2 separate regions of the Mus musculus genome follow, and region 2 is linked to region 1. Evidence: chromatin loops called from intact Hi-C (ENCODE). Cell type or tissue: left cerebral cortex. All regions are shown on one strand. Each heading gives the region's core, and the rest is flanking DNA. Links, peaks and the distances in the headings are about the cores only.

Region 1 (16,020 bases), core at 4,474-12,473:
GAAACCCGTCAGTGTCTCTCAACAGCATCCAGTGTGCTTCTCACACACATCAGGCCATGTACAGGTTGGGGACATGGACAGAAATATCCCAAAATCCTAAGGAGAACTTCCAGTTAATGAAGGAGGAAGTGCCCTGTCAAATAGTCCCCAAATGCACAAGTGCAGTGGTAGCCTTAGAAAAGCAAAGTGGACACACTCCATGAGGTATGGCCTTCATGACATTGAAAAAGCAGATGTCTATGAGGTTCTGCTGACTGGAGTGAAGGAAGGAAGCACTCAGCATTGGAGAATGCTGTCTTTGCTACAAGGAGGGCAGGACGTGGAGACTGGAGGCCTAAGTGAGAGCATCTCTTTTGTAACCAGAGAACTCATTCATGTGAGGAGAAACTGGACAGGAGACCAGAGGAGAAAGTGGTACAGCTCAGGTCTGGATATGAGCAGACCCAGAGTGTCCCAGGGAAAGTCTGAAGGCCTTGGTCCTGGCCATGCATGCTGAGAGGGTTGGAGAGAAGAAAGTTATAGGAAGACATCTGTTTTAGTTGGAGATACAATCGCTGTGATAAAACACCAGAAACAAAATCAAATCGGGAAGGAAAGGGTCTGATTCATCTTACATTTCCAGGTGTATCACAGAGGAAAATCAGGCCAGGAGGGTGGAAGCAGGAATTGATGCCAGAGCCCTGGATGAGTGCTACTCACTGGCTCGCTGCTTGTGGCTGGCTCAGCTTGCTTTCTGATAGAACCCAGGACCACCAGCCCAGAAGTGACTCCACCCACAATGGGCGGGACCCACCCTACCACACCAATTGCTTATTTTTAAAAATGCCCTACAGGCTTGCCTACAGCCAGGTCGTATGGAGGTATATTCTCTACGGCAAGTCCCTCTTGCCAAATGCCTCTAGTGTGTGTCAAGGCGACAAACTACACCTGAGTTTCAAACTTGCATGACCCAGGATTAGTGACTTTTCTTCTCTCTCTGCTCTCACCATGTATGGCACCTGGTTTGAGGACTTTTTTTTCCTCTTTATCATCCATGTGCTAGGCTTATTACGCAGGAAAACGGTAGTGAGTGTGCGCAAGTCCTTCAGAGTTGGTGGACTATCTGTGAAGACTGAGGAGTTATGATATATGACACCAAGCCATCTTCCAACATGCTTGAAGCAGGCTGGTTGTAAGTGATAAATCTAGAAAGTGATAAGAAAGTGAGGCCCGAAAAGTGGAGTGTCCTCTTAGAAGAAAAGGCTGGGGATCGGAATGCAGATGCATGAATGGCCTGGTTTGGAATCTGGCTCAGAACCATGGGGCCAAACCTTAACTCAAAACCACATGGGAAGAGATCCTTCAAGCTTCAAATGGCAGGCTCTACCTTGGGTCTTTCCTAAGCATGCCAGGGACAGTGAAATGAAGTGAGCTGTTTTACAGGAGCCCATGAAGTGAGTGAACTTAAGGACAAAAAGTGGGTCACAATTTCTTTTACTTCAGCAGCCTCTTTTTAAAACCATGACCCACTTGACCATTTCTAAATCTTTATAGGTATCACCATGGCAACCATTGATATGAAAACTAATATTAGCTCGGACAATTCTGCCTCAGATGATCTGATATTTTTCCACTGCTGTGGTCATCTCCACGGTCTGTGCACATGAGCAAAGACGGTCCCCTCCAATCCTTTCATTGCTGTCTTTTGTCCTGAGGAGATAAGTGCTTGTCAAATGCCCCAGTTGTTACAGAATGGCCCAGTGGCTTGTGCACAGGGCGTCTACACATTCAGTATATAAGATCTGCTCATCTCTGGGTGTGTAGTGAAGGACCCGGCAGGTAGCACCTGGGTTATCTATGGAGCAAGGCTGGGGTACTTCTAAGGATGATTGGCTGGAAGCAATGTATAGTAGCCCTGTCTACCCTCAGCTTCTCTTGTAAGGCTTAGGTTACCCCTAGTTAATAGGAAAAGGATTACTAGAGGGTAGTAAGCTATTGAGAGAGAGAGAGAGAGAGAGAGAGAGAGAGAGAGAGAGAGAGAGAGAGGTGAACAGGCTCCATTTGCATTTTTATTACACTGTATTCTTATACTTTAATTTTGTTATTGCCCATCTCTTACTTTGTCTAATGTGTAAATTAAATTTCACCACAGTTAAATTTACAGGAACGATAGCTTATATTGGGCTCAATTCTTACTCTGGTTTCAGTGTGTATCATATGTTTCTCCTACAGCTAAATAGATGTTTCCTATGTGTCCCATATAGCTCTGCACACACTTGTATCATACATCAACAGTTACCATTGTATTTAGTTTCTCCCTTTTGAATCGTCAGTGTCTCATCTCAGTCCTGGGCATCACACCGCCACAATTATATTCTTTCCATTCTTAGAGTCACCACTCTCAGAGTGCCATATTTTATAATCTTGCCTCATTCATCCATCCATCCATCCATCCATCCACCCACCCACCCACCCACCCACTCACCCATCACTCCCTCCCTCTCTCCATTCAGTAAGCAAACACACTGAATACCTGTAGGAGTGAGCATTTCTTCACTGTTACCAAAAACCTGAAGCACCGACAAAGGACCAGTAAAGCTGCCTGGTGAGACCCAGTCAGTTCCCTTTATCACTGCAGTGACACAGTATCTAACAACAGCTGCTCAGGGAAGGAAGACTTACTTTGGTTTCTTGAAGGTACAGTCCATCATGGCAGGGAAGGCACGGCACCACACAGGTGGATACATTGTATCCGCAGTTGTGGAACGGAGAGACTGTTCAGCTATGTTGTCCTTTCTCTAGAGTCTGGGACACCAGCTCCTGGGTTGGTGGCACCCACACTGAGTGGGTCTTCTCTCTCCAGTCAAGACTACTTAGAAATAACTTTAGAGTCCTAGACAGAGGTGTGTGTTTCCTTGGTCAATGTAAGCCCAGTGGAGTTGACACTTAAGATTATTCATGACATGTCCACATTGTATTAAATTTCTCCTAATTGAAACTTTTGTAATACATTCCAAGTGTGTACCACATAGGGAGAATGTTCCCATATACCACTTATGCTCATCCTCCAGCCACAATAATTTACTTCAGCTGCTACAGGAAGTTTCTCACAGGACTCTTCTGTGGATACACAGTTCAGAAGCACTGCTCTAATCTAATTAAACAGAAAATGTAAGGAGGTTTTAAGGGATGATGATGTTGAGAAAAGTCAAAATCTGAAGCCTATAGATCCTAACATTATCTAGTATTCTGCCTATCAACTATAATGGTACTCATAAGAATGTAATGTGTACATATATGCTCCTTGAAGCTTAACAATCATACACTTTAGGAACCAACATTGTGATGCCTCGGAAGGATCCAGTTAAAAAAAAAAAAAACAAACTTTCAGGTTTTCCATTCTGAGTATTTATGCCTTGACTTTAAACACTATCACATCCTGCCACCTAAGTTGACTTGGTAAAGCCTGGCTCTGAGCAACAGTAAGTTGAGCAAATCAGATTGGTTGGAGGGTCTGAGAGGTCCTTCTCAATGAAGAGGAAGGGGGATGTCTTTAGACCCCTAGAGGAGAACACCACCACAATGTCACATGTATCTCCACCTATAATAGGCAAAGCTTGCAGGGTTTTCACCAAATAACGTGTACAGGTATCGCCAATAACTCGGACTCCAAGTCACTGTTGCAGATAGCGTGAGAATGCACGAGAAGCCCCATTCCTGGGTGACAGACTCTTGAAGAACACATTCATCTCTGTATTGGATAACGTTTTATGGATGTTCTTGCCCAAATACCCTGTAGCCAGAGGAGTCCCTTAGAGCATTAACAGGTAGTGGCTGGTGTATCCTTAAATGCCACAGCCGCAGGATCAGCCCCTGATCACGTTGCAACCATGATTCATCCTCACTTACTGAGCCAAATCTTAATTCTTTGATGTGGCCTGAACAAGGAGAACATTACTGGCACCGCACACTATGTCTTAACACATAGAGGTATAAAATTAGACCTTGATTTCTAATGCTTATGGGTCCTTTCATAAAACCAAAGAGTGCTTTAAACTGATGTATAAACACAAGGTTCATAGAGAAAAACCATTATCATGTTGATTTGAAAGCATTGTTTCATGAAAATTCTGTGTGCTACGTTTTTGGAGAGAAAGTTGTAACCTCTCATCAGTTTACCTAACTTCGTCACTGGTTAGCATGAGAAATGCCTCTTTGGGTACATCAACCCAACATATGTGTGTGTGTGTGTGTGTGTGTGTGTGTATGTATGTATAGTGTGTGTGTATGTATAGTGTGTGTGTATGGATGTGGTATGTGTGTGTGTGTGTGTGTGTGTGTATGTATAGTATTACTCTAGGTAAATCTATCTCTCGGGTTTCAGTCAGTCAAATGCCAGACTTATCCCAAATTGCCAGAAACGAGTCCTTGATTGCCCGTCTCAATGTGGCACCTCTTGGTAATTCTGTAAAGATGTTTCCTGTGCTTGGAAATTAAGGTGAGCGATGTACCATTATTGCAATCTTCAATAAATGGCCTTCTAATGCAATTATTGCTGGGGCTGGGAACAGAACAATCTCTCATTGTTATTTATTGCTGTACTTACTGCTAATGAACTGCTGTTGCAGGCTGATGCATCCAAGGACAAGATCCAAGCAATAGCTCTTCTGGAAAATGTGAACTGACTGAGTAGTGTGGATGCTGTGGGCATAGCTCATCTCTGGGTCTTAATGAGGCTCTTTCACTCCAGATTGTGTGTCTTTGTGTGTATATGTGGTGTGTATGTGTGTGTGCATGTGTGTATGTGGTGTATGTATGTATGTATGTATGTATGTATGTGGGGTGTGTCCATGTGTGTGTGTGTGTGTGTGTGTGTGTGTGTGTGTGTGTATGTATAGTGTGTGTGTATGGATGTGGTATGTGTGTGTGTATGTATGTATAGTGTGTGTGTATGTATGTGGTATGTATGTGTGTCGTGTGTGTGTGTGTGTGTGTGTGTGTGTGTGTGTGTGTGTGCTGTAGGCATAGCTCATCTTTGGGTCTTAATGAGGGTGTTCCAGTCCAGATAGTGTGTGTGTGTGTGTGTGTGTGAGTTCATATGAGTATGCAAAGTTCTTACACTTTGTGCTCTTTTATGTTTCTGTGAAACATCAGTCACCTATGGGGACCCCCATGGACATTTCTCTGGCCATCCACATCAGTGGTTGTCAAGATTAAGTGATTTATAATCACTCAAGTGAACTGTTACCCAACATCTGATTTGCATAGTCTGGGCTGCTACCCAAAAACATTTCATTATTAGTCATATGTCAGACTCAAGGTGGTCTCACATAAATGCTGTGATTATGTTTGGTCCTGAGACACAAACAGATCAGAAAGTGGTTTGTGCACAACTGAGTTTGGGAAACTCTGATATTCTTCCCAATCTCTACCATCTGGAAACAAGTCTTCAATATTCAGATGCATCCCTGATACATCTTGATGAGGGCAGAAGCAACCAGGTTGTTTTGAAATGCCCCGAAAATTGATGTCAAGTATGACACAGAAATCCTGTACATCATTTTCATTGATTCTGAGAGCATTCTAGAAGTGGTGTGTTATAATGAAATCACATTTTCAGGGTGGGCCCATACCGGACAAGAACAGGCAGTGAGCAGGGGACGGGGAGAAAGTCCAGGACATCAGGAACCAATTAAGACACAAAGCTGACTCTCTTTTAAGCCACCGTTGCAGGCTTGCCTAAAGAGGGCAATGTAAACCCAAAGGTGGCTGGCAAGTCAGCAGGCCAGCTGCTGGATGCCTCTTGCTCCTCAATCCTCCATTAACTATTGATGGCCACTGAAAGAAATAGAATTGGTGATGAGGAGCATTGACAACTTCATGAGAGTTGTGGAGGCTTGCTGGTGTTGTTATTGTGTCTTTGTGGCAAGGGTAGAAAAAAATGATTAAAAACCTTAAGCCTCTCAGAACAGTTTGATGCAAGTCATCTGTATGGGAGTTGAATTCAGTAAACACATATTACCATCTTCCATTCTTAATATTTCCTAAATAGAGAATTCCCAGGAGTAAAACATTCTGCGTGTATTTATTTTATTTGGAAATGGAATTAAATTGCACATTTCTAACTCCCATCTCTTACATTTTACAGTTTCATTCTTTATACTATATACCAGACCCTCAAATAGAAAACACTCACAAAGGATTCTTATGATCTAAGAGAGGAATAAAATTATTGAGTATTTCAGTTCTACAAAAGAACTAGGTGTTAAAATAACTCTTACCATTGTATTGTTAGAAGTTACTTTATTTAAAAGGACTGAGACCTAGCTCTAACATTCAGAGAAATCAAATTATAAGGGTGTGTTTTAATCAAGTGAAACACTAGGTGTACTGACCCAACTTTCAGCTTCTGTAAGTATGGAGGAAAGGAGACAAGTACGGAATTCTACAGTTAATGCTGTATTAGCCTATCAAAGCTTGCTCCTTTGCAAATGCTCACATTTTTTTTGGTACACTTTGTGTTGCATTTGTAGATGTTGGTGGTTTTAGAATCATGCCTTCCATCTGTGTTACGCATCTATCCCGTCTCCACACTGATCAATGCACACAATCACGATGGAGCCAGCATCTGGAAGCATTAATGAGCTACAAGCTTAGCGTTATTCTGAATATTTAGACACTAGGAACTCTTAAATGAATTCCCATTTCAGAAGGAGGTGCTTGTTGCTTTTGAATTATGCATTCACCCTTGGATTGCTTATTCACGGTCTCCGGTAATGCTGTGACTAAAGACCTGTGCCCTGATTTCAAGGATTTGATATGCGATTCAGGTGCCCGGCATTCCTATGAAGGCAAAGCAGGCCTCGACTGGTCTCTTCAAAGGCCGTTAACATGTTACTAAGCCTGCAGCTTAAATTGAACAACTGAGAACAAATGGTGTGTTTGCCTAACGAAGCAGCACGTCTGGGGTTTGCTCCAACTCCAGTCTTCCTTCCTCTTCATGTCTGAAAGACCTGCAGACAGGGTCAACAGTCAGATTCCCATCATGTTTTCTGCTATCTTGTTCATGAAGCTGACAAATGTTGCTGCCAAGGCAACCTGAAAATTCTGTTTGCTTTAACTTGGGTATCAAGTGGGAGCAATCACTGTTGTTCAGGTGGTGGAGGGCTGTGAGTACCAAGGAATCGGCCTTATACTGCTGCTTGCATGTGGACAGAGTTTTGTGGGGAACCCTGCCTCTTCATTTTGTATCTGAGATAAGCTGCATTCCTACACCATGGATTGAATTCCTGCCTGGTTGTTGGCCTTCAGTGATACATATTATGTGCAGTAAAGCAATTATAGGAAGCATAAAAATAACATGTTATAGAGCAAGCCTGACTGTATAGGAGGAGAACGGGATGGGTATCCTGAGACCTGGGCTGCCGAGACGGAACCTTTCCCTGCATTTTGTAGACATCCACATTTGCAGAACATCCCATGAAATACAAACCCGAATTCTCCTGTAAAATGGCCACCAGCTCTGAGACAATGTGAAAGGCTTTTAGTTGGGAGCGTTGCTGTACATCTCAGTCAGAAATAGACTTAACAAAACCACTATTCTGTAACTTGTTGGAGAAGCAGTTTCTGCGTTAGAAAAGTGAGGGCTACCCTGAGGTCTGAGCTGCTTCATCTGCAGTAGTGAAAGGGATTTGTGAAGAATTCAAGCAAATCCAGCTGTGGTTGATCCAGCTGTGATTGATAGTATCATTTTTTACTCAAACTTTTATTGTCTACTATTTCTCCCTCTCCTTTCTATATGGAAGGATTGGACATTTTATTGTCCAGTGATTGTTAGATGGGCTATTAATATATTACTCTTACTTGGTCGGTATTAGGTATGATATGTTATTTGTAGGTGGATGTGTGCTTGTGCATGTGTGTGTGCCTGTGGAGACCAGAGGTCAACTTTGAGTGTTGTTCCTTATATGCCTGCTCTACCTTGCTTTGTGAGATAAGAGTCTTTGATAGGCCTGGAAGTCACCCATGATTCTAGCTGTTTCTCCTTCAAGTCCTGTCTCTATCTTCAAAGTGCTGATAGTACCAGAATATGGCGCCACGACTGGATCTCTTATGTGGGTTTTGAGTGATCAAACTGCGGTCCCCATGCTTACAAAGTGAAAGACTCCAAGAGGAGCCCCTCGCTCAGGCCTCAGGACAATAGCGGACACCCAAGAACTCACGATAGACCAAGCTTGTTGCAAACCACATGAGGCTTTATTCGGGGAAAGCCAGAGCTCTGGGGACGACTCATATCCCACACATGGGGTAGAGGAGTCGACCTCGAGGGGAAAGAGGTCCCAGTTTTTATAGGCCCTCAGGGGGGAAAGGAGAAGGGGGAGAGTAGGGGATTTCCAGATCTAAACAATGTCTATTCTCAAGAAATGGGTATGGGAGGGGTACAAAGAAAGAGTCTAATGAGGGTGCAGCAATGGGCACACACCTGGTCAGAACATTGGCAGACACACAGGTTTGAGGAGTGGCCAGAGCATTGCGCACCTCTATTTTTCTAAATCAGTGAAGCTATTTCTGCTAACACTGACGTCTATCTTGCCAATTTCAGGGCTTCTGTGTCCTTTTACATTCTGCCAGGATCTTTCAAAAGCAAGCACTTAGCAGCTAGCTCCTCACCGAGTCCATGGTGCCTTTTGAACTTCATAGAATCCTAGAATATGGAAGCTTAAGGAGTTTGGAAAACACCCTGATGTTTTCCTACATAAGGTGTCTGAATCCTAGATGTAAAGAGGTAGCATAGGCCAATATTTGGCATCTATTCATTCATTTAGAAAAAAATGGGTTCTGACTTGCAATGTCCTCTGTGAGGCACTGTGGGAAGACAGAGATGACTACCAAGGGCTCCTGCAAGATAGTATTAAGGCAGGGCAGAGTGTTCAGTTGAGCACACGCGAGTTAAGTACTAAGAGAGCAATGATCTGCTCGTGAGTTGCCTGTTTTGGCATTTCTTTTCGTTCCGTATCTGTGTTAGATACACAAAAGTAGTAGCTGATAGTCTTGGTTGTGCCCAAAGGAAGTTAGAGCAACTGCTACCCAGCTTCCCATTTCAACTTGGTAAGGATGAGATGACTTGAGACAAGCCAGCCTAAAATTTGCCATGTAGCTGAGGAAGACTTGAATTATGCTCTTCCTGCCTGACCCCAGCTGGGTGCTGAGATTAGGGACCCAGCATATACTGCCTGGTGAAGTGTGTACAGTGCTGGGGATCGATCCTGGGGTGTCCTGCCTTCTAGGCAAGTTCTCTACCAATTGAGCTACCTCTGTAGCTCTTAATGCAGTCCTTGAACTTGCAGATTGTTAGGATAATTAGCTAGGCATTCCTAACTTTTCAAACAGAATACTTAGCATTCTACTGTTTTTCCCTCCTCCCTGGAGAGTAGTCACCCACATGCCACCCCTGATTTATCCACGAGGATTCATGAGTCATGGAGAGAACAGGCTGCGTTCAACTTTTTTTTTTTTTTTTTTAAATCGCAAAAACATTGCATCAAAATGAATGAAAGGCTCGGAGCCATCTGGGTCTCAAAGGATATTGCTGAGTTTGTGTTTGTTGTAAATGATATGGTTTGTTCTCGTCCATTTTCAAGGAAGGGACCTTCGTTGAAGGTGCATGCACGTGCACACGTGCACACGTGCACACACACACACACACACACACACTGCCTCCATTCATGGATTTATGAAACAGAGCCACAGATGTGCCCGTATGACAGGTACACATGTCTCAAAACTAACAAGTGGCCCTCATGCATATTAGATATTTGAACCCTTACATGTTGTTAGATGTAAAGAACTCTAGGTCTTTTTTACCTTTGGCTCCTGGGTCTGGACCATAGGCCCCTCCTCTCTGCAGCCTGGAATCTGCCTATCTACTCTACAGTCTATGCAGTGCCATAGATTCCCCCCCCCCCCCCACTATTCCATTCAAAATTTTAATTTCCAGAGCTGCACATCTAGAAAACACAGTCCCTAAACTCCATAGCAGACCAGTAACATAATTTCCTAACCTTCTCTCTCATAGGAGGTATCAAAGCCCCCTCCTCTCCAGCCAAGGCAACTGGATGTCCCCTCCCTTTCCTACTGACATTGTAGATACTCTAGATTCCCTGGCCAAGCCTCCCCATCTCCTCAGGCCTGCTCAGTGTAAGCCACCACTCATCCCTGCTGGGGACATTTATTTTACATCTTATCTGTGCCATCCATTAGTAAATTCAATCGTTTGTTAATCTCTTTCCCTCCTTTAATGAGTTTCAGCTTCAGGCCAGTGACTAGGTGATTTGAGAAAGGCCTTAGAAGCCTTAAAGAAATATGCCAGAGTGTCTTGAGCCCCAGAGAGTGTGAGATGGCCAGAGAACTAATCAAGTCAGGATCTCTCTCTCTCTCTCTCTCCCCGCCCCCCCCCCCCCCCCAGCTTAAGCTTTGTAGCTCCCAGGAAAGAGGGAGCTGCAGACAGACACAAAAACTAGTTATCATTCTAATTAACTCCGGTCTTCACTGTGAACTTAAATCTGGAGTCCTGAACCTCTGTTAACACACTTCCAATTTCAAAACGGGAGGATTGGGGGTAGGGAGAGGGGGAGATACTGCAGTCCCCAAGGCAATAGAGAACTCACCAGAAGGTCAAAAGAAAAGAGAGAGAGAGAGAGAGAGAGAGAGAGAGGGAGAGAGAGAGAAAGAGAGAGAGAGAGAGAGAGAGAGGAGCCACACTCCCCACGGGGATCTCTAAAGGGAGAGGAGGGGACCCAGAGGCCCTGCAATAATCCAAGTGTAAATCCAAAGGCTACTGCTCTCAGCAGCTGACTCGGTCGCGGTCCCCCAGAGCTAGGTTCTAGAGGACTGCTCAACCTAGGTGTCCTGAAGAACTGCAGCGGCCCCCTCCCCCGCGCGGGAGGGAAGCCAGGACGAGGTTGGCCCCCCTCGCTCGGAGTCTGGGCGTGGGCCCCGCCGCAGCTCCGCGGAGCCTCCGTGCCTCCTGCAAAGGGGGGCGGGGGAGCCCTGGGCTGCGGCTTCCTCCCGCGCGGAGTCTCCTGCGCACCGCCGAGCAGGACGCCAGCGCCAGCCCGGTCCCCACGCCGCGGCGCGCCCGGCCTTCCCGCCGCCCCCAGGTAACTTTTTCTGCCCTTGGCGGGCCGAAGGGCTCCGAGGGGGACTCGCTTCCAAGACGCGCGGGGCTTGGGGGGCCCCGGTGCGCTGCGCTGCGCCCGCCGACCTCGGCCTCCGCCCTGGGGGCCTCTCTCCGAGCTCCGGCCCCTGGGGGCGATCGGGCCCTGCGCCCCTCTCCAGCCATCGGCGCGGAACCCCGGGTTGGGACGCCATGTTCCGAGCGTGCGGGGCTTGGGGGGAAAAACACTGCGGCGCCAGGCCGGGGGCTGTGCGCGGGAGGGGTTGTGCGTCCCCGAGGCTGCGGCTGCCGCTGCGTCCGTGCCCCGGGCGGGCGCGGCGGGTCTCGGAGCATCCTGGCTCCACGGCGAGGCGGGCCGCTTTTACGTAACTTGCCTCTCCCTCGAGTGGCCGGCGACCTCGGGCCGGCTACTGGCCAGCCAGGTTGCCCCGGGCCTGGGCACCTGCCGGCCGCGCGCCCCTGGGACGGCTCCCTGCGCCGGGCGGGAACGCGCCCCGGCCTGCAGAGCCGAGCACTCGGCCGGGCGCGGCTCACCTGGCGCCCTCGGGACTGCGGGTCGCCTGGAGGGGTCGGGGTAGGGAGGCTGGGGACCGCAGGACTCCGGTCCCTGCTAGTTGCGGCTGGTGCACCCAGGCTCCTGCACCCGGGGGTGGGGGGAGGGCTTGCTTTTTCGGGTTCTCTCTCTAATCGCGCCCTACTCTTCCCCTTCCCCCTACCCCCTGCACCCGGTGCCAAGTTCACAGCTTCTGCAATGCGGTGGGTGTGGTTACCTCGCAGATTGTAAGTGTGGTCCTTCTGGTGGGAACATTCTTGCTTTCTTTCTCCTTTTAGATGTACTGATCTGAAGTTTTCTTGGGGGTCGGGGGGGGGGGGCGATTTACCTTCCCGTCTTTGCAGACCAGGGTTCAAGTTGGGAAGAGTGCTACAGAACAAATCGAATGATAAAGGGAACATGTGGTATTAATTAAGCATGGAGGCTGGGCAGTCCTGAGAGGGCCAGGCAATCCTGCTAATAACGCAATGCTTCCATTACGTGTTTAAGTTGGCGTTTCAGCTTTTTTACATTACTTTATGGAATTGCTTTTGCAGACATCCTTGGCTGGGGTTTTCAGGGGCCCGTTTGGGGATCTGTGGGGCGGTCGGATGTTCTGGGGGTTACTCTTGGTAGCATAACTTAACCAAGTAAAGGACTCATCAAATCCGGCGATCAAAAGAAATTTCTTTTTTGCGCCTTACACTGCCTTTTAAAGCCCCCATGAATCAAAAATGATGGAACTCCACGTATATCCGGAGGCCATGAATGCAGCACCGTTAGAGTTAAGTGGGGCTTTGAAGGAGTGAACCTGCGGAGGAGGAGGAGGAGGAGGAGGAGGAGGAGGAGGAGGAGGAGGAGGAGGAGGAGGAGGAGGAGGAGGAGGAGGAGGGATTTGATGATCCTTATTGACTCTGCTCAGTGCTTTTACCGCTGTCTTTGAATTGCATGGTCATTGTGGCATCAACTTTTTAAACCTTTGTTTGGAGTAACAAAGTTATCGTGAGAGGAAATAATTTCCAAATTGAAGAAGCATGCCTCTCCTTTGTTAGTTTCCAAAACCCCGATGGAATAAGCTGAAGGCTGTGAGTATTGAATTATTTACACTATGATTATTCCAATGGTCTAGAAAAAAAGCTAGATAATTAGAAGCACAAGCCACTGCATGAACTGATCTCGCGCACAGCAAGTTCTTGCAAAAACAGAGCATGTGTTTCGAGAGGTTTGATCGGAAACCAGAAGAGTGGCCTCTGTCGCTTGTAAACACCTTTAGGCCGAGGATTGTAGAGCTAGGGGGCAAAGGCCATTGTCCCAATGACATACTTACATCTAATTTTTTAGAGAATTTCCTTAGGCATAAATATGGTTTAGAGAGTGCGTTCGCCAATCCCCGTTGGGTCCTTGGACCAAGGCCAACTTTGATTTCTGTGGAAATACAAGATTCAGGTTTACTTCTCTGACTGGATCTGGGGTGTGTGTGTGTGTTGCTTTTTTAAAAATCCAAAGGCAGGGTTGGAAGAGATGACTCAGTGCTTAAGAGCATTGACTGCTCTTTAGAAGACTCTGGTTTGATTCCCAGCACTCACATGGCAGTTCACAACCATCCATTCCTCCAGTTCCAGAGGACCCAACATCTTCACTGAGACACGCATGCAGGCAAAACAACAATGCACATAAAGTAATCACAAATAAATGATAAGGTTTCTAAGTCCAATGGCCAAGCCACTAAGGGTGCACTGAGGTAGGAGTGAGGTGACAACCTGTGACCTCAGAGAGCTGTTGATGCTGTCCTTTCAGGCTAGTGTGGAGGGATTGGCTCATCAGTGCTTTCTTCGCTTGTAGGATGCACAGCCATCTTTTTTTTTTTTTTTTTTTTTTTTTGGATTGGATATTTTCTTTATTTACATTTCAAATGGTTGCCCCTTTCCAGGTCTCCCCTTAGGGAGCCCCCTATCCCCTACCTTGGACCCCTGCCTCTATGAGGGTGCTCCCCCACCTACCCACTCACTCCTGTCCTCCCACCCTGGCATTCCCATACACTGAGGGGAATTCTACAATGGATAGGTGGGAATCGGCGATTTCCATGGCAGTGAAAGTTGACTCCAAGAGTAGCCTGGGAAATCTTTCCTTTCGGGTGAGAATTCAAGTATAGCGAAGAGAATTTTCTTAAGTAGAGTACTCTGGTTGTCCTTCATAATTCTGTCCTCACAGTCTTTTCTGAATTCCACTCCCCTCTGAGTGTGAGCTTTATGATGGAGTATAAACTCCCCACTGAGAGCCACGAATCAAGTTCACCTTCAGCACCCCGTCCTTTCAGAAGGCTCACCACTAGTTGCTCATTTGATGGGAATTCATCAGACACTCAGGGCCCTTTGAAGGGCTCCACTGCTATTGCATTTGTCCTGGCTATAAAGGATTATGTCCCCAGAAACAGGGCCCGGACAGTGACATCATTGCTGGGCTGGGGCTATGACATCACTATGGCTCAGAGGAAAACAGGGTGGGGCAGGCAGAAGCATTGGAGTCCCATCGAAGCCTGCAGAAGCCTTTCATGAGGCTTTCACCGTGAACAGCACAACAAGGTATCGTATGGATGTGAAGTGGTAAAAATCTTCGAATATTTCTGTCCCATAAGAAAATACTGTGGGGTTCAGCAAGTCAGGCTTTTAAATTTATTAAGCCTGTAGTTGATCCTGTTTGCACTATTGTACTATTGCAATATCATGCGTAAATTTTTTTCATTTTTAGGTTATTAGTGCCATCTTTAAAATATCTCGTATCTTTTATACTTTCTGAGTTGGCAATGCTGTTTTGTGGTTTGACGCAATGTGCTTGCTGTTCACAACTGGGGAAAAATAGAAAAGCTAGAGGTGTCACAGGTGTAGGAGCTATCTGCCATGATCTGTGGGTAATTAGTTTCCATTCTAACTTTGCTTTATTTGCTGATATTATTTTGTAATTTGACATTTTAATCCTTGGAGAATTCTAGTGTGGAGACATGTCTGGTCCAAATTAGCATCTAACAGGGGGTCAGAGGACGCTCAGGTCCCGAGTGCTCCTATACTCTACGTACCTCATAGCCTATAAAGTATATTAGCTGCTTTTTATGAACTTAGTGTGATCTCATCAGGGCAGAGGGAAGAGCCACGCATCAGTCTCGGGTGTCTTCTGTCTGGGTCTTTGCAAAGATGACTGCCATGATTTCACCTTGATGAGGTAGCACTGTAGGAAGTCGGGGTGGTTCCTACTCAAAGGTTCGGCTATTCCAGGACACGTTCCTGAAGCAGAGAGAAGAAAAGGACTTGAGAACAGTGGAGGTAGAGAAGTCTAAATTAGGTGCTAGGCCTGCAGATCACTGGTGAAATGTCTTCGGTACTGTGGTTTTAGACCTTGCGATGATTGGTTAAATTGCACACTGCAGGACTGGAAGCTTCTATTAGCTCCCAACCCCTAATTCTTTTGTAATTTGCAGTATGGAAGAAAGGCTGACAACTTAATTTTAAGATAGCTGACATTTTGATACATTGTTCTTACAGACTTTCTTACAAACCACACATATGTGCACTCAACATAAGCATATGCACACACACACACACACACACACACACACACACACATGGAGGTAGTCTTGTGTTAAGCCTAGAAAACAAATGCATTGTTTAAATTTTTCCCTGTGATTATTGTTTTTCCTCCAATCATACTAGATCGAGTGCATGGTATGGGTTAGGATTTATTCTTCCTGGGTTTTTATCCCTGAAACAAACAGTTCTAACTCCTGATGCATTCGGTATGTATGCAACCAAATAAGAAACAATTATGACATATTACTTATGACGAAGTGCTTGAAAAGCATCACTATTGGGCGCAAGACCGAAGTACCTGGTCATATCTGCAGCTGTTATTTTTAATAGAAAGGTCCTCTGCATATCCACCTTGATCCCTGGCTGTAGCTTAAACTGTGCAGGTCCCAGCAGGTTTGCTGTATCGGAGAAGAGCACGCTTGAGAGGTGTTCAGCACGGAGGATGATGGTGACGTCAAGGGGAGGACTGTGGGTATTCTGTTTCTTTTCCCACCAACTCTGGGAGAATCCGTGTAGGGGGATGCTCATTCAGAGGGACGCTAGCAGATGGAAGCAGGGCAAAAGCTGAAGTGTCTCAATGCTGGGAGATGGTACTGGTCCTGCCTGTGATGAAAACGGAGGAAAAGTGTGTGTGTGTGTGTGTGTGTGTGTGTGTGTGTTTGTGTGTAAAACAAGACATGCACATATATTATTCCTATGCACATATGCAATGTGTATGTATATAATGCATATATACAAGATGTACATAGACA
Region 2 (16,020 bases), core at 4,208-12,207, 52 kb after region 1:
CTGGGCTGAGCCCTAGCATGACACAGGGATTGCTTGGTCTCTGACTTTACCATTCAGAGTGGGTGTTCTTGAAGCAGAGGAGTGATCTATCTATTTACTTACTTGTTTGATCTGGGTTAACTTCTCGGCTTACAACACCAACTTGCAGGCATAACATGGCTATAAAATCGTCTCCCTGTTGGGAGGTGTTAGCATTCGTCTTCCAAAAGTTTGCAGCAGCCATAGTTGTGGTGACTTTTGACTTCGAGCTTCTTCATAAAAACTCCATCTCTCAACCTCTTGCGTGATCTTTATATGTCAGTCAGGGCTCTTCGAGTTGAGATATTGGTGTATATGACTTATATGTAATGTGTGTGTGTGTGTGTGTGTGTGTGTGTGTGTGTGTGTGTGTGTGTGGTTTCGCGCTTGTGTGTGCGAGTATGTACTTGTGGATGGGTGTGTCGGGATTGTCCCTGCTGTTAGCAATAGGCAGTATGTCCACTGTCAACTGTTATCATTTGTGGAGATAGGTGATGAGCAGCCCCGTGTGTGGCTTCTGTGCAGTTTGAGGAGTAACTTGCCCGCTGCTGCCCATCACACCATTTGGTCTGCTTTTGCACTGAAGTGTGGCAGACTCCAGCTGGTCCCTTTGATCTGTTGGTCCTCATGGCTGCCACAGTGTTGTCAGGGACAAGTGAAGTCTTGGGATAAGAACAGAAAGCTTTACACAGCTGCCCTTGCTTCTTAGCTCCCTCCTCCCTTGCTACACAGTTGCCCCCATTCACCTCTTGTCCCGCCCACAGCAGACTCTGGCCTCACACAAGGACCTGTGATCTTCATCTGCCTTTACCTGACTGGCAGTCTCTGCCTTTAACTCCTTCCTGTCTGCCCTCTGTCACTTCTTTAAACAAAGCTCAATAGGCAATGTGTGACCTGCATTAAAGTTCTGGGTAAGGAGGAAGGGAGTGTTGTGAACCCAGTGGAGGCCATTTGTTGAAGTGAGTATAATAGAGATGTAACAGATTGGGGACTGAATGGTGGCAGAGATACCTGTTGGATAGAGGCAGTCAAAGGTCTGGATGCAGAAATGGCTGGTCTCAGGTTCCCCTGAGATAGCTAGGTAGAGCGGGAAGGAGCACAGCTGTCCAGATGAGCCTGAGATCCAGGGAGAGGCCACACATGAAGGGATGTGTATTTTGGAATTGTCTTTGTATTTGAGTTCAAAGCGGATAAGCTTTCCAAGAAAGGGAGGTGCGAGACAGATTTCTGCTTGGCTTGGAAATGATGTTAGGAAGAGGAGCTGGAAACAGACAAAGCAGGAAAGAGAGAAGGAAAGACCACCGCGTTACATGCACAGGACATTGGAGGGTCAGTGTCACCTAGGAGTTATTGTCTTCTGGAAGGTCACTGGGAACCTTTGTAAGTTTTCTAGGGTAACATGGAGTGTGTAAAGCAAAGAGGAAGAAGCGGTGGTCGCGTGGTAAGATTCTTCCCAGATCCCTGGCGGTGAGAAAAAGCAGAGACGAAGGCATCCTGGATGGTAGAGGTGGGGCTTCCTTAAAAGGGGTACGGTGTGAGACTGAGACTGCATTGTTTTGGTTTCCCATGTGATTTCAGGTTTCCTTTTTGTTTTGATGTGGTTGTTGTTGGTGGTGGTGTGTTTGATACTGGGTGATTTGTTAAAAAGCATACCGGCGGTGTCTAGTGGAAAGGTGTGGGTTCCACCACACTCTTCGTTCCAGCACACCACCAGTTTTCAGCACGCCACTGGCAAATAGTGCTCCTCAGTCATGGACCTGATGCAGACTTGGGTCTACTGAAGGGGGAAGTGATACTGTAAGTTCCCACCCGGGAAGCAAGATGTGGGGAGCAGAAGAAAAAGCCAGACCAACAGTAACCGTGAAAATCAAAATTAGTAGTGTCTTTAGTTGATTGGCTCTGGTTGCTGTTTATAATGTCATTTGTTTCTTGTGTATATTGGCATATTGGTAGGGAAGGGAAGGGAACTGAGTTTACAAATCTAGGCCATGAGGTGGGTTCAATGTGTGTGTGTGTATGTGTGTGTGTGTGTGTGTGTGTGTGTGTGTGTGTGTGTGAGAGAGAGAGAGAGAGAGAGAGAGAGAGAGAGAGAGAGAGATGAATTTATGTCCTTTTATATAGGTGGAATTGGATATCGATTCTGGTGAGAGTCCAGCATTAAGTATTACATTTTTAAAGGTTTGTTACTCTGACTGTTCCTCATACCCTTGAAAGTTCTATTTTATAAAAGGTCATTAAATTCCAGCCGAGGTGTTCATTCACTCTGTATAGGGCTGGAAGCAGTAACATGCCTAAGGAAGGTTTGACAGCACCATACACGTTTATTTTGAGGTATGAAGTTCTGTGATTACTGTAGTATATGATAGATAAGATGGGGGATATTCCTAGGTTAAAAAAAAAGATGGTTATTTTTTTATTTAAATAGCTTGTAGGTGGCTGTTGAACTCTATGCATTTTGCACTTTACTCCCTGTTTCTAGTACTGTGAGAAAACACCATGTCCAAAAGCAGCTTGAAGGGAAAAGGGTTTATTTCGGCTTACACATCCACATCCTAGCTCATCACCAAAGGAAGTCAGAGCAGGAACTCAAACAGGGCAGGAGCCCACAGAGGCAGGAGCTGATGCAGAGGCCATGGAGGGTGCTGCTTATTGGCTTGCTCCTCATGGCTTGGTCAGCCTGCTTTCTTATAGAACCCAGGACCACCTGTCCAAGGCTGTGCCACTCATTGTGAGCTGGTCAATCCTATATTAATCATTAAACAAAAAGTGTGCCGCAGGATTGCCCACAGGCCTGTCTTGTGGGGGCTTTTTCTCATTTGAGGTTCCTTCTTTCTAAATGGCTCTAGGCTATGTGGTGTCAACATGAAGACTGGCCAGCATTCTGGCTCGCTGCCCTAGAGATGAGTCTTAGAACGAAAGGCAAAGCAAGAACTAGATTCATAACTAGAATTACAACATAGGCATTAACACTGGACTATTTCCTTAAGTTTCCCTCTTACGTTTCGTGTCGAGCGAGTCTAGAGGCCGGTGTTGTATTTGGAAAGGCTCCTGTTTGGATGCACAGTTAAGAGTTTCTGTGTTTGTGCATTGTATGCACACGTATGCATATGTGCGCATGTGGCGTAGGGTATGCATGTATGTAGCGGTCAGAGGTCAACTGTAGGTGTCTCCCTCTGTCACTTTCGTCTTTATTTCCAAAACAGGATCTCTCGGTGAACCTGGGACTCACTGACTGAGCTAGGCTGGCTGGCATGTGAGCTCTGGGAACCTGCCTATCCCTGTCCACCCAGCAAGGGGACAATATGTCTCACCACAGCTGACCTTTTACACGGTGGCCGGGGTTTTGACTCAAGGAATGTACTTCCTTGCACAGCAAGCGACTCACGGTGCTGTAGCTTCACTCTCCATATTTGGTAGCTTTTTAACTATGTTTACGCCCCATGGATACGAGAGATTTCTACTGTCTAAGTTCTCTTCTTAAAATGCTATGGTGTTGGGGATGGAGAGATGGCTCAGAGGTTAAGAGCACTGACTTCTCTTCCAGAGGTCCCTGAGTTCAAATCCCAGCAACCACATGGTGGCTCACAACCATCTGCAGTGGGATCTAGTACCCTCTTCTGGAGTGTCTGAAGACAGCTATTACTGTGTATTTATATACATAAATAAATATGTATTTTTTTAAATGCTCTCATGTTGAAAAGGTAGGAGAAGAACCCAGAAACCATCAAGACCATGAGAGGTACAATGCATTGCACAAAACTAAAACGCATCATACATGACACTTAAGGTGCTGGCATTCCCATGACATTCCCATGGACTGTATCGAAAAAGATTGTAAGGAGAAACAGATAGAAACATTCCTGCCTTGGAGTGAGGTTCTAGACTTTTAGTTGTTCATATTTATCTGCCTTAAATTTTCTATTACATGTAGTGTATATATGAGTGTAGTGTACATGTGTGTGCATGTGTGTGTGTGTACATGCTGTAGCACACGTGTAGAGGTCAGATGATAACTCTGAGGAGTCAGTTCCATCCTTCCACCATGTGAGTTTTGGAAGTTGAACTCGGGCCATGTAGGCTTGCCAACAAGTGCCCTTACCTGCTGGGCCATCTTGCCTGTCAATCAACAAGTGCCCTTACCTACTAAGTCATCTTGCCTGTCCTTAGTAACAATTTTGACACCCAATTATTCAGTTATAACTGCCTTTTGTTCAACCACCCATAACAACATGACAAAAAAACCTGAATATGATATTCATAAAACATAATAAAAAGGCCTTAATGATACCCCAAATTATTCTGGTAATATGAGCATGATTTATATGTAAGAACTATCTTGGTATAGGAAAATAGAGCTTCATTTATAGCACGCCTTTCTCATAGTCATTTATGGTTTCCTGTACTCGGGACTTAGGGACTGGTGTTTTGTTTCTGGTTTATGGGGATTCTGTGAGATCGCTGAACCTTTCCCTTTAATTCCGTGAGAAGGTTTTCATTCTGCTAGTGAAAGCATCACAGCGCAGAGTCCAGTGGCCTCCCCGTGCCTTCCCAGTGGGTGCTGAATATAGCCTCATGCTTCTCACTTCAGAGCGGGAAACACAAAGGTTTCTTTTCTCAGATTTCCCAGATGTGTATCTGTAATTTTTATTCTTTATGTAATTCTTTTCTTCTCAGGTTCTTCAGTTCAGAAACTGAAGTGACTTCTCTTTACTAAACCATAAAACAAAAACAAAAAAAAAAAATCTGTATAAACCCTTGAGAGACTTCCCCAAAGATTAAACTCTTTTGCCTTTAAGTATGTATAGCTAAGAATAAAAGAAGTTGGTTGGATTTGCAAATAATTTTGGCAGTAATATATTCTTGCTTGTATCTTGGGGCTGAGGACATTGGGACATAAGTATGCATGGTTTTCACTCTGAAATATACAGGTGGAATTTCTAGAGAGCAGAGAATTACTACAAAATTGGGTAGTGATAGGGAGAAAACTCTTAAGACACAGAACGTCTGTGTGACCAGAGAGGGGTTCTCTGTCAACACTCTTAACTACTTAAGAGTGAGAAAAACCAAGTCTTCTTGTCCCCAAAGCCTTGATGCAGAAGACTGAAATGATTTAGACACTTAAAGAGAGCCCTTTCTGTGTGGGAGAGAGTAGACAGTGGCCACCGGGCAGGGAGTTGGGTCCTGGACATCTATGTTAAGGCTGTAGCAGCTAGGAATTTAGATTTCACTCGCATGCACTGGGAAGGGGTTAAAGGGTTCCCACAGTGAGTCATCGATCAGGTCTATGTTTTATGAAGATTAAACAGTCAAGCAGCAATGGGTCTGGGAAGATCAATTGGAGGTTTAAAAAAAAATAGAAAAATAACGGGGCTCAGGTAGTGGCAGGGAACCAGTTCTCTGATGCATTCCAGAAATAGGACCATTTTTTTTTTGTATTAGATAAATAAGATGAGGGAAATAACAGGTTTCTGGGATTCTGACTTGAAGAAAAGGACATTGCCATCTTTGAGGCAAGGGAGAGAAGGGGGATGGGGAGAAGCTGCGTCAGATACATCAGGAAAGGTTTCCTGGGTGCTGGCCGTGGGTGGCATGGTCCCAGCACCCAGCACTGAGCAGAGATCTGAGCTGGAGATGGGAACATGGAAGCACTTTCCTGTACAGGAAAGCATGCTGTATACTTAGAGAAAATGTGAAGAGGCAAGAAGGTATGGAATAGAGTTCCCTGATTGGACTGGATATAGGACTGGGCTGGAGGAGCAGCCTGCAGCTTAGAAGAGGAACCAAGGCAGGAAGAGAGTGAAGGGTGTGTCCCAAACCCCAAGACCAACATGCGTTGGGGTATAGAAGAACAGTCAATAACAAGGGCATCTTACTCAGTCAGAGCTGCCGAGGATTCAGGTGAGGACCAGGCCTGAGCTGATGGTTGGCTATGATGGCTGCCAAAGTGAAGTCGGCAGCTCGTATGGGAGGTGGCACAGAAAAGAGAAAGCCTAGAAGATGGAAACAAGGTGGTAGCTACAGGGGTGCAGGTGTGTATGCTAAGATGCAAACAAGGAAGACACAGTAGTGTCTCAGAATAATCAGAAACCGGGGAGGCTCTCATGTCCTTTTGGGTCTAAGGAGACCATGTAATTTGTTACTATTTTCCAGTCAAGATGGAAGCCCGGGTCAAATGGTTTGTGTAAAGATAATTTAGGCATTGAATTCTGTTTTCAAATATGTTTGTTTTTTGAGGACGTGACACAATGTATCCAGGCATCCTTACCAGTTCCTCCAAGATCCCCTTTCCCACCCACCCAACATTGTATCTTATGCTACGCATATACTTGTGTGTGGCGCCATCCCTTGGAGTGTGGCTAACCTACTGGGAACCACACCCTCAAAAAACACACCCCTTTCAAGTTGCCAATGGCTCCCCACTTATGGGTGGGACTTAGCTCTCTCCTCCTGACTCCTCATGGGTTTTGTCTGTGTGGCTTGAGTTTGCACAGGTTCTGTGTGTACTGTCCTGACTGCTGTAAGTTCGTATGTGCAACTTGTTCCCTGTTGTGTATAGAGAATACTCTTGTGTGGGCTCACCACTTCTGCCTCTTAGCATCTTTCTTCCCCTTCTTCCTCGGTGAGCCCTGTGAGGAGAATGTGGGAAGTAGACATTCCATTTAGGGCTGAGCATTCTGAATTCTGATTTTTATTCCCCCTTGACTGGATATAGATCAGTGTGTTCATCACTATCTACTTTTAAAAAAAAGCCTCACTGATGAAGTATGTAGATGTAGATCTATAGGTATAAGGATAAATTATTAGGAGTCTGTTTATTACTATGCTCATTTAATAAAATGGTAATATTAGGTTCTCCATATAGCCCATGACTTATCTAGCCATAGGTTCTTGGCCCAGCCATGGTGTCTAATACATATTTTCAGTTGTCTTGATGTTCAAACTTGATCCGATCGTCACCTACTAAAGCTAGAGGAGGAATGGTAGTTGAGCTAAGACCTGCGGGAGGAAATGGATGTTACCTTACCTGGTGCTAGGTAACACCAGGGACTAGAAGGAGGTGTGCTGTGTTGTAATTGTTGTAAAACCACACTCACTGTTTTGTATTTGGCCCTCAGTGTCTGTAGTCAGATGAAATGACAACTAAAATGACCTCTCGACTTCCCAAGCCTGAATTCCACCATGTTCACCCTCCCCCACCTCCCCACACATACACTCACACAATTTCTTGGTACTTAAGCTGGCTTCCAGGACTAAGCAGACCAAGAAAAGGTAATATTTGCTTTCAAGATGTGTTTAAACAGCTTTTAAAATGTGATGGCCGGGTGAGGGGAAGGTTAGCTCACAGTCTTATTCTGAGTTTGATATTTACATTGCTTAGGGTAGCTCAGCACATGCCAAGTTGATATGTCTTCTTCAACAGAAGGAATAGCTGGTGACTGAGAGAAGGAACCCTGCATAAAGAGCGTACATAAAGCAATGATTGGTGTTGGCAATGTCCCTTTATGGAGATAGTTAAATTACTAAATGATGGGCGTGCTGCATATGTATGAGTCAAAGTTGCATAATCCCATATCATAGCAGTACATCTGTCATATACTTAAGGAATTGCACTAGCCCTTTGCTAGGGATATTTTCTTCCTTACAAGGGGAATTAGAATTGTGGAAAGAAATTGTAAAAGTTACATTGTCTCCAGAGTATTTACCATACAGATACAAATTACACAAAATGTCGGGTGTGCTTGCATAGCATCTCTTACTGCATTCAGCAAGAATATGCTTTAAGACATTGCGTTGCATGAAATATATAAAGACACCATCCCATGTTTGCACTGGCTACTCTCTGGCTCTGGCAGACTCACCACCTCCATGGCTAGCTAGCCCCATGCAGAGACCGCCCATCTCGAAGTTCTCTAGCCCATCTCGAAGTTCTCTAGCGCGGATTGCATCCTAGTAAAATCAAAACTCTAGAGGCTTGAGATTTATCAGTCAGATTTATATTAGTAAATTTTCAACCCACAAAATGCCCACACAATGAACTCAAAACTCAATTGCTATAAACACAAGCTCCACCCCTAGATGGGGCAAATGCACCCCACTTATTATTTAATCACCTAGCTAAGAAATAACCAACACTTATGGCTCCCAGGGCTGTGTGGTTCTGGCTTCTCTTCCTCTTTTATAGGCTCCATCTTATCTCTTCCTCTCCTTCCCTTCTTCTCTGTCTCTCTGTACTCTCTGTACTCAGCTCTAAAATTCTCAGCCCGCCCTCCTTTTCCACTGTCCAATCACAGGCTCTCAGCTTATCTTGTGCCTGCCCTCACCTGCATGTAGACAACCTTCTACAACATTAGGCATATCTGCAAGCAAGAGACAGAAGTGCCTGAGGAAATCTGTTGTTTTAGGTTTGAACATGCTCAGCCTTCTCATCTGGCATATGTAGAAACTGAGGCACAGAATTCTAGGGTGCCCTAGCAATCCATTAGGAGATAGCTCTGTGCCCCAAGATGTGTTGTTAGGGTGTAGCAACATGAGATTTCACATGAGATATGATACAGTCATTTTCCAGGGCTCACAGGCAGTATTGGGGACCCAGGAAAGGCAAGGAACCAAGGGAGAGGGGAATACAGGCTGCCTCCCCACCACGGAACAGATGCTGCGGGGATACATGCAGGGAGGGACGCGGCAGATGTGTAGGTCCCTGTATATTTGTATATTTTAATCAAAAAGGAGACAGCGAAATTAGCCGAAAACAAGTAGGAAAGACATTTGTTGTTTTGAGAAGAATCCACAGATTCCAGGATGAGAGAATCCTTGGTGTAGGGTCGGGAAGCCAGTGGAATACATTATCTTACTGATCATCCTTCCCAGGTATTAGAAAAATATGCGAATTCAGCAGACATTCTCTCCTCATCTGCTGTCCCAGTTAGTGTAATGTAATGCAATGTAATTTTATTTTATTTTATTTTGGCCACAATCTATCATGAAGAGACACTGTGGATCATTACAGATTAGTTTTCAGTGTGTGTTTGTCCTAGTCAGGGTTACGATTGCTGTGATGAAATACTGTGACCAAAAACAAGTTGGGGAGGAAAGGGTTTATTTGGCTTACACTTCCACCTCATACTTCATCACTGAAGGAAGTCGGGGCAGGAACCTGGAGGCAGGAGCTGATGCAGAGGCCATGGAGGGTGCTGCCTTCTGACTTGCTTGTGGCTCACACAGCAAGCTTTCTTATAAGACCTCCAGCCCAGAGGTGACCCCACACACCATGGGCTGCCCCCCACCCCCTCACCCCCCCACCCCGAGCGCTTCAATTACTGATTAAGAAAATGCCTTACAGGCTTGCCTATAGCCTGATGTTATGGAGTCATTGTCTTAATTGAGGCTTCCTGCTCCCAGGTGACTTCGCAGTGTTCCATGACCATTTTGAGCTGCTGTGAGCACCGTTGTCTGGTTTTCTGGGTACCTCTGCACAGAGCCGCTCCAGCGTGTGATGTAGGACTGACTGACTGTGCTTGGCTGTGCTTCCTTTTCATCCCTTTCAGACTGGTCCTTCTGGGAGGTAATTGCACCTAGTGACCAGCCCTTGCCTTGTTTTCTGCTTGCAGAACAATCAACCATGACGACCGAATCAGGATCAGACTCAGAATCGAAGCCAGACCAGGAGGCTGAGCCCCAGGAGGCAGCAGGGCCTCAGGGGCAAGCAGGGGCACAGCCTGGACCAGAGCCTGCAGGTGGAAACGGCAGCCTCAACGGAGAGAAGCAGCAGCCGGCCCTAGAGCAGTTCCCTGAAGCCGCTGCACACAGCACCCCAGTGAAGAGGGAGGTGAGCCTGAGGGTCTCTGGGGAAGGCCAATCAGGGAACCCGGCTGAGCTGTGACGCTTGGTGTCACCTGCTTCTCACCCGGGAGAGAACAGTGGTGCTGCTCAAGGCTTCCAATGAGCAGCGTTCCTCTGCCTGGACTCATCCCTCCTGCCTGTGATTAAAACAGTTAACATCCAACTGAACTCCTGCTAGAGAGAGTTTGCCTAGATCTGGGTTTATAGGACAGTCAGACAGCAGGCTGGCAGCTCTAACTATGCCTCTCTCTGGCTGCTTTCATATTTTAAGCTGTAAAGTGTGAGGACAAATTTAATTTTTCCAGCTATTATTCTGACCCAAACACATCGTCTACTTTTAAAAGCTGTTTTGGCAGGGCTCCCCCACCCTTATACACATCTGTAGGCTCACTGCTGCTCCTTACACGTGGTATGAACGTGTATTGATGCCCTTGTGACATGGAGCTCACACATAGGGTAGACATTTAGCCTGTGGAAGCTTGGTGCTACCCCCACTGTTACCAAATTTAAAAACAAACAAACAAACAAACAAAAGCACAAACACTTAAAAGAATAAGAGATGAAGGTGATTCGGATGAACCACTGTAGCCTTGAACTTCACACCTGGAATCAGCACGTGTTAGAGCACTAGCTTGCAGTCGTAGAGGGATCCAGAGCCCAAGGCTTAACCCACCCCAGCCTTCTGAAGCGGTTGCATACTTGGAAATGTTAGAAAATGTGTAGTGAGTGGACACGGAATTAGCCTGTGCGTGAACGCTCTGGAACTCACAGTGTTCTAACTCATTCTTACGCCATTGGACACTGGCTTCCAAGGCAGGGAGGGCATCACTGCAGACTCCTCCCAACCCAGCCCTGCATCAGATTTGCACACCACCGTCATCGCAGTCGGATAACAGAGGGATGCAGAAACAGCTGGGGAGCCGTGTGCTCAGGGATGCCGGGGAGCTGACTTGAAGGAGACTCTCATGTTCCACAAGACGTTTCTCTGCAGTTGTGAGGCTGGCCTAGAAGAGAGGTAGAGAGACTCAGAAGCAGATGAGAGAGGCTCACACACGCCAGCTCATTACCGGGAAGCGAGACGGGCCTAGGGGATTGCTTTGTGTTGAGCTTTGACACTGCTGACTTCGCTGAACCAATTCAGAGCAGAACCCAACATTTCAGCAGTGGGAAAATTACTGACGAGGTTAACACTCGCAACCCTCTAAGCCTTAACGTTTATAAGATATCTTGTAAGTGTATGGGGGGTGTGGTTCTAGCAGGCCAGGGAATATAGAAGCATCCAATGAATTCTGAAAACAGAGTGCAAAAGGAAATCCAAGTTGCGACTGAGACCTTTCCCTGCTGTACTGGCTAGTTTTGTGTGTCAATTTGACACAGAATGGAGTTATCACAAAGAAAGGGGTTTCAGTTGGGGAAATGCCTCCATGAGATCCAGCTGTAAGGCACTTTCTCAATTAGTGATCAAGGGGGGAGGTCCCCTTGTGGGTGATGCCATCTCTGTGCTGGTAGTCTTGGTTCTATAAGAGAGCAGGCTGAGCAAGCCAGGGGAAGCAAACCAGTAAGTAACATCCCTCCATGGCCTCTGCATCAGCTCCTGCTTCCTGACCTGCTTGAGTTCCAGTCCTGACTTCCTTGGTGATGAACAGCAATGTGGAAAGTGTAAGCTGAATAAACCCTTTCCTCCCCAACTTGCTTCCTGGTCATGATGTTTGTGCAGGAATAGAAACCCTGACTAAGACACCTACCCAATGAACACCCACCTCTTCTTTGCCTTTTAAGCAGGAGGAGTGGATTTACTTCTTCATTTGGTGAGATCATGGTAGAACTGGCAAATTCTCTTCTCTAATAAGTCTTGGATCAGCTAAGAAAAGGGCCCAGTGGTACACTTAAGTGGGCAGGGTTATATATGTGTACCTGAGCTTTAGGGGTATTTGAATCTGAGCCTCAACTTGTAGCATCATAGTTGAGACAGTTCACATCCCCTGGGAAGTGGCCACTCAGCCCGTTTCTCTGAAGCTACACGCCGCCACCGTCTGAGCAGCTCAGCATCCATTTCCTGTCTGTTATGAAAGGTGCTCATTGTTGCTGTTCACAGATCGGTGACAAAGACCGGGACTTTGCTGCTGCAGCTGCGAAACAGCTTGAATATCAGCAGTTTGAGGACGATAAGCTCTCTCAGAGATCATCCAGCAGCAAACTCTCACGGTCCCCGCTGAAGATCGTGAAAAGGCCTAAAAGCATGCAGTGCAAAGTGACGCTTCTGGATGGGTCAGAGTACGGCTGCGATGTGGACGTAAGTGTGCACCTAGAAGCAGGGAACTGCTACCAAACGTGCAAGGTGATGGTTCCCAGAACCCTGGGAACTCGCTCATCTGGACCCAAAAGACGGAATTGTTCAGCTCTGATGGGTGATTAAATTACTGAGAGCTTGCGATGTCCCAAAATGTTGTTGTCGAAAGTAAAATGTGATAGTGTTTCTAAACCTAGAACCAGATGATTTCTTGGCCTTTCCACGTTAAAGTACGCTTTGCTCTACACTTGATCTTAGCCAAAAGGCCAAGAGGCAATGTGCACTTTGCTCTAATAATCTGGCTATGAACATTTCGATCAACTTTACCATTCCTCTTGTCATCACTTAGGGCCCAGACATCCCCAGTCACTTCTTCGGGTAGTAGAAGTTGGATGACTGAAAATGACCATGTCCTTTTCTTTCTAAGCAATTTCTTTTCTTTCTTTTTCTTTCTTTTTTTTTTTTTTTTTTTAAGAAAGACAAAAAATCACATGTGGTAAACTTTGAGCCCCCATGTAAACTATAATAGCCTTCTTTGTTGTCTGTGGGTTCTCTCATTTCGCATTCATCGGTCCCATCCCCTCCTCCTCTCTCCTTTCCAAAATGTTTATTTTATTTTATTTAAATATTTTAAAAATTTCTTTTATTCATATGAGCACACTGTTGCTCTCTTCAGACACACCAGAAGAGGGCATCAGATCCCATGACAGATGGCTGTGAGCCACCATGTGGTTGCTGAGAATTGAACTCAGGACCTCTGGAAGAGCAGTTGGTGCTCTCAACCACTGAGCCATTTCTCCAGCCCATTTATTTTATTTTTAAAGTTGTGTATACTTTTATTTGTCTGTGTAGGTGTATATACACATGGATGCACTACCTTCAGAGACCAGAAGGGGGAGTCAGGTCCTTTGGAGCTGAGGCTGGGGAGTTCTGGGTACCTGTGAGCCCCAGGAATGGAAACTTGACTTGGGTCTTCTGGAAGAACTGTTAACCACAGAGCCCTCTCTCCAGCTCCCTCCCATCCCTTTTCAGCTTATAACCCTTTTATCATTTTAATTATATTTGATGTAGTGCATTTTCTTTTTTTGCAACAGAACATTTAAATTCATTTCAGAGTTAGTATCATCTTGATGAAAATAAAAGATGGATTGATAAGTTATTTCAGATTGCAGGAACATAGAAAGTTAGATCCTTACATTAAGTAAAGTTACTTTGTCATATGCAAATGTATATAGAATTTAGTCATATAGAAGTTAGTGAGTGGGCTGGTGCAGTGCCTATCAGGTACCCAAAATTCTACTGAGCACAGATCTATTTTTTTATATTTTGCTATCTCTGATTTTGAATAGTTTCTTTACAGTCAATGTGTATAGTTGTTGCCTTAGACGTTAATTGTGAGGGGCCTCGAATGGGTCAATCTGTAGATGTTTTTCACTGTGTAGTTTGGAGGCCCTCTACAGTCTCATGAGAGACTAGACTTGAACTGTGAGGGTCCGTGTCATGGAAAAATTGGCCATGCAAAGGCACTTTTCCCTTAGCTTTGATTGCAGTTATATAAGAGAATGAATGGGTTGCTTTATAATCCTCTGGTCATTGTTGTCAGTTTTCTATGGAAGATTCTAGATGGAGAAAATTTCATGTTTCGACATTATCGCCTTCAGAATGTATCTTAGGGTTTTACTGCTGTGAACAGACACCATGAACAAGGCAACTTTTTTTTTCCATTTTTTATTAGGTATTTAGCTCATTTACATTTCCAATGCTATACCAAAAGTCCCCCATACCCACCCACCCCCACTCCCCTACCCACCCACTTCCCCTTTTTGGCCCTGGCGTTCCCCTGTACTGGGGCATATAAAGTTTGCGTGTCCAATGGGCCTCTCTTTTCTTTTGATACATATGCAGCTAGAGTCAAGAGCTCCGGGGTACTGGTTAGTTCAGAATGTTGTTCCACCTATAGGGTTGCAGATCCCTTTAGCTCCTTGGGTACTTTCTCTAGCTCCTCCATTGGGAGCCCTGTGATCCATCCATTAGCTGACTGTGAGCATCCACTTCTGTGTTTGCTAGGCCCCGGCATAGTCTCACAAGGCAACTTTTATAAGGACAAAATTTAATTGAGGCTGGCTTACAGGTTCAGAGGTTCAGTCCATTATCATTAAAGCAGGAGCATGGCAGTGTCCAGGCAGGCATGGGGCAAGAGGAGCTGAGAGTTCTACATCTTCATCTGAAGGCTGTTAGAAGACTGGCTTCCAGGCAATTAGGATGAAGATCTTAAAGCCCATGCCCACAATGACACACCTACTCCAACAAAGTCACACCTAATCCAACAAGGCCACACCTCCAAATAGTGCCACTGCTGGGCCAAGCATATTCAAACCACTATAGGATGAAAGATAACATTTATCCTTGTGCCAATTTAATATATACCCAGTGCCTTCGCTCTCTTATAGATGACATGACTTTGAGTATAGAATTCTTATTTGATAATTAACTTGATAATTTATTGTCCCTTTAATATCACTGTGATCATTTTGAGTGACATTTCAAAGTTCATCTTTCATGGCATAGTAAACTGAAAACAATTCTAAGCATACATTTTAAACAAAATTATTTTTCTTATAATATATTTTTATAATGCTTTCCCCTTTGCTCTTCCCAGATATTCCACCTCTCACCTAACTTTATGTTTTCTCTCTCTCCTCCTCCCTCCCCCATCTTCCTCTCCCCTCTCTCCTTCTTCCCAAACAAAAACAAACAAAACACATACAAAATTTAAAACACACACACACACAAATAAAAATTAAAAAAAAAAGACTGAGAAGACAAAAATGCCCTAACAAAGCAAACTGAGACAAAAAGTCTACAAAAATATCCTGGAGTTTGTTTTCTGTTAACCGACTACTCTAAGCCATACCATCTACTCTGAAATGCCATTGTTATACCTAGTAAGAAACAACTGGATAGAAAACATACCTTTTTTTTTTCTTTGATAGCAGGTATCAGTTGCAGATAATTTCTTGGCTAGTGCTGGGACCTCCTGTCTGCCTCTCCTTCCCAATGCTGAGACCACATCTAGTTTGAACCATTGCAGGCCCTGTGCATGCTGCCATAGTCCCTGTGAATTCATATGTGCATCTATCCTGCTGAGGCCAAAAGATACTGTTTCCTTGAAATCATTGATTACCTCTGGCTCTTAGAATTTCTGATCCCCTCTCCCCAGAGATTCCTGAGCCTTACAGTAAAGGATTTGATGAAGACATCCCATTTGGGTCCAAGTACTCCAGTGTCTCTCACGCTCTGTGCATTGTCCAACTGTCGGCATTAGTTCCCATCTCTGCAAAAGCTCTGATGATAGCTTAATGAGACACCAGTCTATGGTATTAACTGTATACCATTGGGAGTCATTTTTTTTTTTTTTGCTATGTTCTTTTATCACAACAACAGTTTTAGGTTTTCCCATAGGCCCATGGCCTATCCAGTCTCAGGTTCTTGGCTCTTTAGCAGTATCAGGTATGGGCTCCGTTCCATGAAGTGGGCTTTAAATCTAGTCAACAAGTGGTTGGTAATCCGTATAATGTCTGTGCCAGTATTATACCAGTATATCCTGCAGGAGCTCACTGTTGAAGGCTACAGGATTTGTAGCTGTGTTAGTGACTTCCTTTTTCCTCTCTCTGGTAGACTCTCATGCAGAGTCTCTTCCAGTCCTATGAACACCAGTATATATAAAGCCTCTAATCGGGCATCGGCTCTACTTCATATTCAATGAGCTATTTGAGTGTCATCTTGATAGCCTTTTACATTTTGGGGATTTTATAAGCTATTTGCTTTCTTGATGTTTAGATTTAGAATTTTTGTGTTGTTTTTATTTTTAG

The links. Peaks named below come from ENCODE experiments on the same cell type or tissue, not always from the same donor. Only the 100,000 strongest peaks of a DNase experiment are listed, where the experiment ranks them.
Region 2: it touches region 1 in a loop (2.1-fold over the local background); 3 of 42 quality-filtered maps call a loop at or near these places.

Annotation. Positions count from the first base shown.
Region 1 is chr17:69,145,773-69,161,792 of GRCm38, forward strand. Epb41l3 (erythrocyte membrane protein band 4.1 like 3) reads left to right here and starts at 13,584. Exons shown (of 23, transcript NM_001355734.1): 1 at 13,584-14,269. In left cerebral cortex, for the core only: a CTCF peak has its summit at 5,735 (motif pointing right); DNase peaks (open chromatin) are centred at 5,732, 9,460, 10,961, 11,386 and 1 more place; H3K4me3 peaks cover 1,738 bases; H3K27ac peaks cover 1,247 bases.
Region 2 is chr17:69,198,233-69,214,252 of GRCm38, forward strand. Epb41l3 (erythrocyte membrane protein band 4.1 like 3) reads left to right here. Exons shown (of 23, transcript NM_001355734.1): 2 at 9,627-9,844; 3 at 11,954-12,151. The coding sequence starts at 9,638. Among named protein-coding and RNA genes, the nearest start is that of Epb41l3, 47 kb to the left of the region's middle. In left cerebral cortex, for the core only: no CTCF peak of the experiment used is centred there; DNase peaks (open chromatin) are centred at 7,541, 10,042 and 11,915.